2 separate regions of the Mus musculus genome follow, and region 2 is linked to region 1. Evidence: chromatin contacts called from ENCODE POLR2A ChIA-PET data. All regions are on one chromosome and are shown on one strand. The core of a region is the stretch at or near the end of the contact, and the rest is flanking DNA. Distances in the headings are between cores, read along the strand shown. Region 1 has its middle 31 kb from the start of Gm30316. Region 2 has its middle 18 kb from the start of Gm41563.

Region 1 (5,897 bases), core at 1,539-4,038:
GCTTATACAAGAAAGTGTTTATTTGGAGTTTACATTTCCTGCGCTGTAAGACTCTATGACCCTGTTAGTAGGGAATACAGCAGCAGGCAGGCAGGCAGGCAGGCAGGCAGGCAGGCAGGCAGGCAGGCAGGTATGGCTTTGGAGCAGCAGCTGAGAGTTCACATCCTGAACCACAAGCAGGAGGCAGAGGAGAGCTAAGGAGAATGGTGTGGCTCTATTAAAACTTCAAAACCCTCCCCCAGTGACACACTTTCTCCAGCAAGGCCATGCCCCCTAGTCCTTCCCAAACAGCCTCCCACTGGGGAGGAGTATTCAAGTGCCTGAGGCTTATGGGGACATTTCCTTCAAACCACCACACTTCCAGCATATAATGCTACAAAGTGAATATTCCTATTCCAAAATGGAGGTATGGAGGTACAGCAAGAAATGATCAACCCAAAGCAAGACCAAAAAACCCAGCCCAGAAAACACAAACCCTGCAGCTCCGTGCTCAGCATCTGGAGTTGTGACGGAATCAGATGGGTTCCAGAAGGCTTGAGCAGCCTGCTCTGCCTGTCAGACAGCGGACACATGAATTCTTCCCTGGAATGGCCCACTCCATGCCCACAGTTCTTAACAAATGCCCCATGATCCTGACATCTTCAGTCTCCTTGGGTTTCCAACAGCAGCCTGGGCCTCATCTCAGAACTTCATACAATGGCCTCTCAAGGCCTCCTCCTCTCCATTCTCGAGCAGCTACATCCTGAACACACACACATATGCAGACACACACAAATATGCACACATAGAGTTACACATATATACACACACATATACACATACACATACAAACATACACATATACACGTGCATATATGCAGACACACAGAGACACACATACACACCTCTCCATTCTAGAGCAGCCATACCCTGCACACACAAACACACACATACACACCCACATATACACATCTATGCAGACACACACAGAGACACACACATATGCACACACAGAGAGACATATATATATGTTATATATATATATATGTATATATTCACACATATGCATACACACGTACACACACAGACACACACATATATATAAACGTACATATATACAGACACACATACATACAGATACACATACACATGTACATATTTACAGACACACACAGAGATACACATGCACGCATACACAAACACATGCACAGACACACATGCACACACACAAACATGCACATACACAGAGAGACACACACACTCTTTAAAAGCCAATGAAAAGGGCATGTGTCTGCCATGTCCTCCATATCTCTTTGGTTGCTGGTACTTTACTGGGGAAGCCACAGGAAGCTTGTGGGGAACAGGAACTGGAAGCTTGGTCACTCGATGGGCCACATACAAACAAGCAGTATGACGAGCACCCTTGTCTTGTTCACACAATGAGAAGAGACATCCAGGTTTTGTTCTGCTTCCTGTAGCATAGTGGGCATCTGGGGTCCCCTCGGCATGCAAAGGAGACCCTTGGAAGAGCACAGAGGCTCTTCCTATAGGACCTGTTCTATAGGAGCTGAGTTCCTGGTCCTGGAGGTAGTACCGGCAATCCACCCAGGGGCAGTGTCAGGCTACAAGGACTGCAAGAAACCTGTCCTTGGGAAGGGGATCCCAACAGTGGAGCGCCAACATGTATCTCAGAGCACACAGGAGGTTGATTCCATCCCAGCCTCCTGGGACCATGCCACTGTCCCTTGGAGTGTAGTTTGAGGCCCAGCCTTGGTCTACAGGGGAACTCTGTCTCTAAATTCTCCTTGCTCATACAAAGTTGGGGCTCAGGGGTAGCTTACAGGCCATCCTCAGTCTCGTGGCTGTGGAGTTGTCCCTGCATGCTCCCCCCGACTGACCCTTCCTCTAACCAGTCCATAAGGAGTGACAGAGGGCATTGCTTCTGCCTCCCACTCGGGTCCATGCAGGCAGAGCAGCATAGGGGTACGGGGCATGATCTGGGGTCCCATTCTGCCTCCTTATCTGGGGCGTTATTCTCCTTGGCTAGACTCTGCTTTATGATAGTGAGATTAGCCAGTTTGAGCTCTGCAGGGAGGCTTAGGGTGGAATGGGTGTGTGTGTGTGTGTGTGTGTGTGTGTGTGTGTGTGTGTAGGGGGTGTCCTCATCAGAGCCGGTCTGCTTTGCACACTAATGTGAATGAACTCTAGAGAAGAAAGACCCAGCACTTGGGGCTGAGCCCAGAAGCTATGTTTAGCAGCTTCCCACCTGCTTTGCATGTTGAAATAGACCCGTGTTCCCCACAAGGACAAGCATTTTGGGGTCACTGGTCCAGAGCGATGCTCCTTGTCCCACTTGCAGAACAGAAGGCAAGAGTTAAAGGGGATGCAGCAAATGCTTCCCGTGCATCTATCTGCCGGTCCCAGGCCGTCTGCCAGGGACACAGAACTGCTGGCCTTGGTCCAGGTGGGTAGGGCAAGCACAGGCCTGGGTTTGCTGAAGAGAAGGGTGAAGACTATCACTATAGTTAGGAGGCACGCATGCACCTTACAAGGACAGGCCGTGGGTGCGGCTTCCTTGTCCTCACAGGGCACCCACGGACTCCTCTTGAAGTCCAAATTGACAGTTGGTGACAGAGAAGGCAGCAGGCACACTCCTGTGTCACCAGGCTCCTTCCCAGAAAGAAAGGGGTCTTTTCCTAGGCGAGTGAGCGGTGATGGAAGCTGTCCAGCTCCACAGGCAGCCTGCTATCTTAATGACTGGCATGTGGCCGCTCAGCAGACGAGCAGGCTGGCTGCGTGCGCGGAGCCAAGAACAAAGCGGGCCATTAAAAGGCAGCGCAGAAGCTCCCACGGCAGGCCTCACGCCGCGAAGCTGGAGCAGATGGGCATGGGCTGCCTTCCCAGGCCTCAGGAGGAACATCAAGGGCCTTGTAGCAGTCTGTCACCCAGGACTAGATGTCTGGGACCGACCTCAGCGGCCAGAGACTGGCCAGTCACACAGCAGGCTACAAAGTCAGTCTGAAGAGGAAACAGACGGTGTGATTTATCCCCAGAACCCCCCCACTGCATGGGTTCTGAGGGCCATCTTATTCATGGCTTTTCCCTGTCTCCATTGCCACATTCAATTCCTCATTCATTCATTCATTCATTCATTTCTCCATTCATTCATTCATTTCTTTGCTTATTCATTTATTCGTTCATTTCTTCACTCACTCATTTCTTCACTTATTCATTTCTTCACTCATTCATTTCTTCACTCATTCATTCATTTCTTCACTCATTCATTTCTTCACTCATTCATTCATTTCTTTACTTATTCATTTGTTTCTTCACTCATTCACTAATTTCATTTACTCACTCACTCGTGAAGCTTTTGATCAAAACTTATTATGTTACCCAGTAATATCTGAGATTCTAAGAACCCCTGAGCTATAACCCCTTTTCCAAACATTTGCAAGTAAATAGCAGGCACTGGGAAGCTAGTGAGTCCGACCCAGAGGAGGCAGTTAGGCCTTAAACCTAGCCAATGATCTTCCTATTTTTCCTGAAAGACCCAAATCAGAATGTTTTTTTACATTAATTCACGGAGTATCGATATTGGCACTTAATCCCTCACGTTTTAAGTGCAGAATGTATGTCAAACAAAGCAGACCTGTGAGCCCCACCCAGCTCCTGGTTTCAGGTCCTGGAGCCAGCTATGTTGTGAACAATATATAGAGAGAAGACATGGGCCCAGGTGGGTCTGTCTAGCACACAACCGTGTGTTGTAGTCCCTGAGGCCGGCTGGCTTAGGCTGTGGTTACAGGAATATCAAGAACTAACCCTACCCCAGAGTGCCAGTGGGCCTCAGGCCTCAGCTGCTGCTGAGATCTTGTGCCGAGTGAAGAGCAATTCAGGCTGCCTCCTAGAATACCTAGGACTGTGGAAGCAGCCAGCCACAGCTCCAGGTCTCCTGATACATAGCAGTGTCCCTGACACTCAGGGTCAGGCTCAAGCTTCTCCCTCAAGGCTGTCTCTGGAGTAACCTCTCTGTCTTATACAAGTAAGTTTTAAATGCAATCCTTCTTTGCACAATCTGCCTGGATTCTCCAGGAGGATGGCCAGTCGGTCATAAACCCACTGGAGAGGGCTCTCCTGCTCAGGCCTTTGTGTCTTGGACATGTCTACTTCATCTCTGGCTTGTTTGATAGGAGAAAAAGAAAGCAGGAAATTGGGCTGGTATTTCACGAGAACCTTCAGCCTGCATGGCGCAGGGCGTTTACTCAGGTTTTGTCTGAACCTACTCTGCCTGCAGCTTGAGTCGCACACAGAGCTAAAACAGGTGCTATGGAAGCTGGCCTGCCCCACCCACATAAAAGCTCCTCACTCTATTGCCTAGTGTCATTTCTGGAAGGTTTTTGTTGGGCTACTGTGATGCTTTGTATATGCTCTGCCTGGGAAGCGGCACTATTAGAAGGTGCGGCTTTGGGGGGAGGGTATGGGGAACTTTTGGGATAGCATTGGAAATGTAAATGAAGAAAATACCTAATTAAAAAAAAAGAAGGTGTGGCTTTGTTGGAGTGGGTGTGGCTTTGTTGGAGTGGGTGTGTCACTGTGGTTGTGGGCTTTAAGACCCTCATCCTCCCCAGCACTTGGGAGGCAGAGGCAGGCGGATTTCTGAGTTCAAGGCCAGCCTGGTCTACAGAGTGAGTTCCAGGACAGCCAGGGCTACACAGAGAAACTCTGTCTCGAAAAACCAAAAAAAAAAAAAAAAAAAAAAAACCCAAAACCTTATCCTAGCTGCCTGGATGCCAGTCTTCTCCTAGCAGCCTTCAGATGAAGATGTAGAATTCTCAGCTCTTCCTGCACCATGCTTGCTTGGATGCTGCCATGTTCCTGCCTTGATGATACTGGACTGAACCTCTGAATCTGTAAGCCAGCCCCAATTAAATGTTGTTCTTGTAAGAGTTGCCTTGGTCATGGTGTCTGTTCACAGCAGTAAAACCCTAACTAAAACAGCTACCATGGACAGGAAGGAAGCTGTCTGTGGGTGCAGTTTGAATGCCTGCCCTGCCAGTCTGTCATCACCTTGGGAACCTTGTACTGGAGTTCCCATGAGCTGCTAGAGGTGGGGTTGATTCTGAAATGTGTTTGCATCCTGTGGGGAAATGTGTCCTGAGTGCTCCCCATCTGGTGCAGCCACAGGATCACCATCAACGCAGTCTAATTTCCAAGATACTTGTGGTAGGACAGTAAAGCCATGAGGTCACTAGGACTTGGTCATCATCAGTGGCCCCAGTCAGAGCATGGTGGGACAAAGATACAAGTGTGACCAAAAACCACCCCAATTTCTACAGGGACCTCAGCTAGCATACCTTCAAAGGAGGACACTTGAGGTGCTGAGGCAGAGGCAAGACATGACCAGGGAAGGGTGATGAGCAAGGAGATGACTTTTTCTGCCTTCTATATGGCGGCACCATGTTGAAGGGCACTATCAGAAGGTGCAGCAGTTGGAGGCAGACCCTGGGACAGTCATAGGCTTTGCTAGTGAGTGTCTGGACCTCTAGTCTTGGCCGTCAGTGGATACTTCTGTTCTTAGGGTTTTATGGCTATGAAGAGACACCATGACCAGAGCAACTCTTATAAAGAAAAACACTTGGGTATGGATTATGGTTTCAGAGGCTTAGTCCATTATCATCATGTCAGGAAACATGGTGAATTGAAAGCAGACATGATTCTGGAGAAGAAGCTGAGAGTTCTACATCTTGATCCAGGCAGCAGAAGGAGACTGTGTGGCACACTGGGTGTAACTTGAGCATAGGAGACCTCAAAGCCCACTACCATAGTGACATACTTCCTCCAACAAGGCCACACCCACTCCAACAAGGTCACACTCTTCATCAGCTAAGAATTCAAACACATGACTCTGTGGGGGCTAA
Region 2 (5,897 bases), core at 2,343-4,842, 39 kb before region 1:
AGCATTGAAGAGGATCTTCTACCCTGAAGCCCTTGGTGCCTTATGCTCACTGGAGTCCATCTTCCACAAGGAGACAAAACGGGGTTCTGGGGACGGGGGTTAGAAGCACCAAGTGCTACGTTAATTAGGAAGCAACCATCAGCTCCCTATTGTTTCCAGCCTAGGACAGAACTGGCTAGTGAGGGTGGGCTTAAAAAGCTCTCCTGCACTTGCCCAACAAAGCAGACACAAGTTTGGGCCTTATAATGACTGCTCCTCCCTGCTCACCAAGAGACCAGCCCCAGGTTCTCCAGCACCTCAGCTGGGCCAGCTTTCTCTAGCTCAAGCAGGTCAGCCCTGCTGTCTTACCCTAAGGGAGAAAACCCGGAACTCAGGACCTCAGGAAAGATTCTGTTGCCAGGCTGGCAGGGGTAGGCTCTGCCATCCATGCGCGGTACAGTGGTTGCTTTGGGCTGGAGGCCTCCGTAAGGGTGTCACTTCCTCTCCTCAGCATCACCATTGTAGAGCATCCCCATGAGCAGGTGCGAGCACTGTCTGGCACATCTCTGTCACGAGGTCCTTTTTTTGTTTTGTTTTGTTTTGTTTTGTTTTGTTTTGTTTTGTTTTGTTTTGTTCAGTCCTGAAGACTAGTTTCATCCACTGTACTCATTGGTACAACTTGCTCTTGTGGTCACATAGACGACTCTCTAGGATCCCAGTCTTGTCCCCTCTCATGTCCCGTCTCAGTCGACCTTTATCATCAAGAACAAGGATGGCCAGCACGTTCTAGATGGGGTTGGGTGTTGGGGTGACAGTTCCCAGGCGAGGGGAAACTGAATCTCTCTTGGAAAGAGATCTGGGGAAGACAGGTGATGGGACCGTGTTGGATTTTGTCTCCACTTCTGTGGAATGGAAAGGGCTGAACAGGTCTGGTGGCATCCTAAGACCCAGGGAGACAGCTTCTTTTACTACTTGGAATTGGCCAGTTTTGTTTATAAGTACAGCAGTGATGTGGAAGAGGTGGTCAGCAAGCTCCTTCCTCAAGACCCCCCAGTCAGGGCGGGATAGAGATGCTGATGTCACTCGCAGCCCAGCTGGGCCTCCTGCAGAGCTGTCTGTGACATCTGTTCCCAGCCATAAAGATCCCAGGGGACTCTGTACATGGGCAGGTCTGGGGGCCTGGGCAGGAAGTAGGTGTCATATACAGTATGAGGAAGAAGGGCAGCATGGGCTCTCTGCCTGGGAGACCCCCGGGCCCTGCAAGGCAAGGCTGACTTCAACTTCCAGACACTTCATTTCTTGGTCTTCCCTGAGGGTCCTCGTGTTTCAGGAGAGGCCAAAGACAAGCATGCACCTTTTGCCTGCGGATCTAGTCCGAGTAACCTACGTGAACAAAGGAGATGGGCCATGGCCCTGCTGATGAAAGATTTTTTTCTTCTTCTTTTCTGTAACTCTAAGCACCTAAGGAATGCTGTGGTCACAAGAGGGCCCGTTCTTTTGTTAGGATAAGACCACAAGGAAATGACCTTGCTGGGGACCTTGGGAGTGGCCTCTGCTGGGAATGGAAAGGCTAGGAGTTGACTCCTGGCTCCAGTGAGTGACAGGGAAGGCCCCGGGGCACTAGGCATAGCTGGGCAAGTCGCTCCCTTTTGATGGCTCCTGAGGGTCAGGACTTGAAGGCACTAAGTAGATCCATGTGTTTGTAGGGTAGGAAGTAGCAAGTTACACCCCCCTCCCCCACCCCAGGCTGAAACTCTGCCCACCTCGGGGATTTCTGTTTCCCAGACCTTCAGTGTCCTTGTGTGCTACCAACACCCAGGAAGGCTTTCTTTCTTTCTTTCTTTCTTTCTTTCTTTCTTTCTTTCTTTCTTTCTTTCTTTCTTTCTTTCTCTCTCTCTCTCTCTCTCTCTCTCTCTCTCTCTCTCTCTCTCTCTCTCTCTCTCTCTCTTTCTTTCTTTCTTTTTCTTTTTTTTTAAAGATTTATTTTTTTGCCAGGCAGTGGTGACACATGCCTTTAATCCCAGCACTTGGGAGGCAGAGGCAGGCATATTTCTGAATTCAAGGCCAATCTTGTCTACAGACTGAGTTCCAGGACAGCCAGGGCCACACAGAGAAATCCTGTGTCCAAAAATAAAAAAATAAAATAAATAAAAAGATTTATTTGTTTTATGTATATGAGTACATCATAGCTGTCTTCAGACACACCAGAAAAGGACATCTGATTCCATTACAGATGGTTGTGAGCCACCATGTGGTTGCTGGGAATTGAACTCAGGACCTCTGGAAGAGCAGTCTGTGCTCTTAACCTCGGAGCCATCTCTCCAGCCCCAGGAAAGTTTTCTAATGCTCTAGTCTTTCCTCGCTGGTCTGTGCCACCTTCCAGACCCCAGGATATCACAAAAATACCAAGACACATTTTCAACTTTGTACCTCCAAGATGCAATATAAACTCTCCTGTGTGCACATCTCTGGTGGCTGGACACCCTACTCGCCTCTACCTATGAGGACACTAGGCAGATTGGGTCAGACTCACTTGAATGACTCCAGGCAACCTGAGTTACCCTGAAAAGCCCTGTCTCCAAAGACATATTTTGAGGCATTGGGAATTATGAAGGAAATACAAATTTTGAGAGAGACATGATTCACCCCACAACGACCTGGGGTCAATTCTTGAAATAAATCACCTTCACAAGGACACCCCACATCCCAGGCTCTGCTTCCAGGGGAAGATAGACTGGGAGTGAAGCCCTAGCTTCCTAGTAAAGGAGGGATGAGGGGATGAGGCCCCCTCCACCCCTTGGTATAGGATGTACCTAACCCGAGATCACCTCCTGGCATTCACCGGGTAGCTGCTGGTATGTGGGGGGGGGGGGGGGGGTGGTACAAGTTTTAAGTCAGGAAAAAATGGAGAGGGGACCTAGGGTGGGATTCTATTCACACTTCCCAGTATTTGAAAACAGTGGTGCTGCTCAGAAACTGCTTCCATGTGTGTCTTTTGTTGATGGAAATGTGACAATTTCCAAATTCAACTAGCAATCGAAATCAGGGACCAAGCCTGTGGGTCAGCTGGTGGAGGGATTGGCCTAGATGGGTGTTGTTCTGAGTTCAGTCTCCATGATTCCACAAACCCAGAGGTGGTGGTCTGTCCCTAATCCTAGCCAGCACCCTGGAGGCAGAGGCAGGAGGTTCCAAAGTTCAAGGTCATCCTTGGCTACACAGTGAATTCATGGCTGGCCAGTGTTCTGTAATACCCAGTCTCAGAGGACGAAAGGAAAGGCGGGAGGGAGGGAGGGAAGAAGGGAGGGAGGAAGGGGAGAAGGAAGGAGGAAGGAAGGAAGAAAGAAAACAGTTTAATAATATAAATAATTTGCTCCTCAACTTTCTAGACAGAGTCATCTTTGAGTTCCTGGTAAATCAGAGGAACAAAGGAATTACAAATTACAGGAATGGAAAGAAAGCAGACTCGCCCCAGGGGCTTCTCCAGCTGGCTTGGGAAGCTGCCTGGAGAAGCTGAAGTCTTCAGCCTTCCCAGACTCAGCCAGGGACATTGGGAGTCAGGGCTCCCTGCAGCTCCTGGCCACAAAGCCAACTCCGCATGTGATAACTAACAGTTTAATTAACCTCTCAGCTTTTTCCATCTCTGTGGCAGGAGTCCAAAAGCTTGCCACTGGGAGGCCTAGAATGGACGTCTTCCAAAAGGATGGACCCCTGAGAAGCTGCTGCCTGTGAGCATCAAGAAGGGAGGCAGCAGCTGGGCGTGGTGGCGCATGCCTTTAATCCCAGCACTCGGGAGGCAGAGGTAGGCGGATTTCTGAGTTCGAGGCCAGCCTGGTCTACAGAGTGAGTTCCAGGACAGCCAGGTCTACACAGAGAAACCCTGTCTCGACACCCCCCCCCCCAAATAAAAGAAGGGAGGCAGCCTGAGGCTTCAGGCACAGCCTCCTATCCAGGTGTGTCTCATCTGCATCCTTAGACAAGCCATGCTTTCTCCTCTATACTGGACAGATGCGGTGAAACTTCACCCACCCAATGCAATGGTCTGTGGGGCCAATGTCCTGTTGAATTTCGACTTCCTCTTTCTATAAGTGGGGGTGGGGTGTGTGTGGATGGATCCTTCTTCTCCAAGGCAGCAGGGGCTCAGCGGGAACCCAACCTTACTAACTGCCTTTTAATAAATGGGTTATTTTTTTTTAAAATAGGTAATTGTCTGTCTGCACTTAATTAATAGTGACTAGTTACTGTTGCAACCCATTTATCTGAGACAAGCTCTTATTTTCTACGAGAAACCCAGCACCCACTGCTTTATTATTTGGGTCAGAAGAGACACACGTGGCACACGAACAGCTGGGGCAGGTGGGTCCTAGCCCAGATCTGCCACCATTTGGTCACCCTGCTCAAATTTAGATTTAGCTCAGGGTTTGGTTTCTTACAGTCAAACACTACCGGGCTACAGACAGAAAATTCCGGACCTCAAGGATGTCATAAGTAGCTAAAAGGGGCCTTGTTCCTGATTGGCCCTTTCAAGTATGGAGTAAGGGTTGGGGAAGGTCATATGAGAAGCTGGGAACCTGAAGCCAGGGCTCTGAGGGTTTATCTGTCACCTGTGGGGTCCCTGTGTTTCAGTGTCAGGGAGGATCTGGGGAGAAAGGCAAGAGGATGTAGATATCACACTCACAGGAAAGCTCACAGACAGAACACAGCAGGTCAGGACCCACAGACTGCCCCCCAGGAGTTTCTCAGCCCGGCTCTCAGCAAAGCTTCAACTACTGTCCAACAGGGAGAGCTTGAAGCCACATTCCAGCAGATGATCCACTTGTCAAGATGCACATTTCTGCGGGGCAGTGGTGGCTCACGCCTTGAATCCCAGCACTCGGGAGGCAGAGGCAGGTGGATTTCTGAGTTTGAGGCCAGCCTGGTTTACGGAGTGAGTTCCAGGACAGCCAGGGCTATACAGAGAAACCCTGTCTCAAAAAACCAAACTAAACCAAACAAACAAACAAAAAGATGCACATTTGTGTGTATGCGTGAGCCTGTGTGTATACAAGAGTGTGTGCACAGGGATGTGTGCACACATGTGCGCATGTGTGTGGAGGCCAAAGGCCAACATGGAGGTCTTCCTCAATTGTTTTGTTGTTGTTGTTTTTTCTTTTTTTTTAATTTGTTTTTATTTGTTTGTTTGTTTGTTTGTTTAAACCAGGAGATCACTCAATTAGCTCGTCTGAATTAAAGCATCTTAGTTTCCTCCCAGCCCAGAGACTCCCATATTTTGAGACCAATAAGAAGTCCTATTTATGTAGGAAGCAGTTGTCAGTCTAGCTTGATCCTTCTCCTTGTCCCCACCAGCACAAAAGGCCGTGACCTAGCATCCCCATCCTTCCCTGTAGCCCTCGTAGATGGCCAGCATGGTGTGGACATGTGGACTGCTTTAGGGACTGAGACCTGATGGCTTTCCTCACACTCCAATGAGAAGCTCTTCCCAGGCCCCTTTGGCTGACTAGGGGTATGGTGGCATAAACACAGGTACAGTGGCATAAACACAGGAGGTCGTGTTGTATAGACCCCAAACACCAGTGTCTCTCGACACCAGTGCATTGTTTTGAAGTAAATAGTGGGGCTAGCTCTTCAGAGCATCCCTCCTTGCCTGTTATTAGCCTGGGAACACCCATTCATTATGTGGAGATAAGCAAACTCAGGCGCCAGCCCAGACCCAGTTCCTCTAGGCCTGAGGAGGTGGCAAGAGCCACCCTCCCCAGGGACATGGGCCCTGGGCTCATAGCTGGAGGAGCTGGAGGTTGAATCCTGAGTTGAGCAAGGGCCTGTTGTAAGTGGAGACTGTCCTTCTGACTGGGGCTAGAGAGGCTCAAAAAACCTAGAGACCCAGGGCTAGTTTGGGTCCAATATTCAGGGACCTCAAAAGC

What was found. ChIA-PET counts read pairs that join two places held with the same protein, here RNA polymerase II (POLR2A).
Region 2: POLR2A ChIA-PET joins it to region 1 with 12 read pairs in embryonic stem cell. The contact joins two enhancer-like sites. POLR2A ChIA-PET finds 5 or more read pairs at or near these places in 4 of 5 experiments (Patski and embryonic stem cell).

The regions. Positions count from the first base shown.
Region 1 is chr17:31,763,879-31,769,775 of GRCm38, reverse strand. No RefSeq gene overlaps it. Among named protein-coding and RNA genes, the nearest start is that of Gm30316, 31 kb to the right of the region's middle. Within about 2 kb of position 2,788, at least 2 of the 3 ENCODE cell types and tissues checked have a DNase peak (open chromatin) inside an H3K27ac peak, as active enhancers do.
Region 2 is chr17:31,803,928-31,809,824 of GRCm38, reverse strand. No RefSeq gene overlaps it. Among named protein-coding and RNA genes, the nearest start is that of Gm41563, 18 kb to the left of the region's middle. Within about 2 kb of position 3,592, at least 1 of the 3 ENCODE cell types and tissues checked has a DNase peak (open chromatin) inside an H3K27ac peak, as active enhancers do.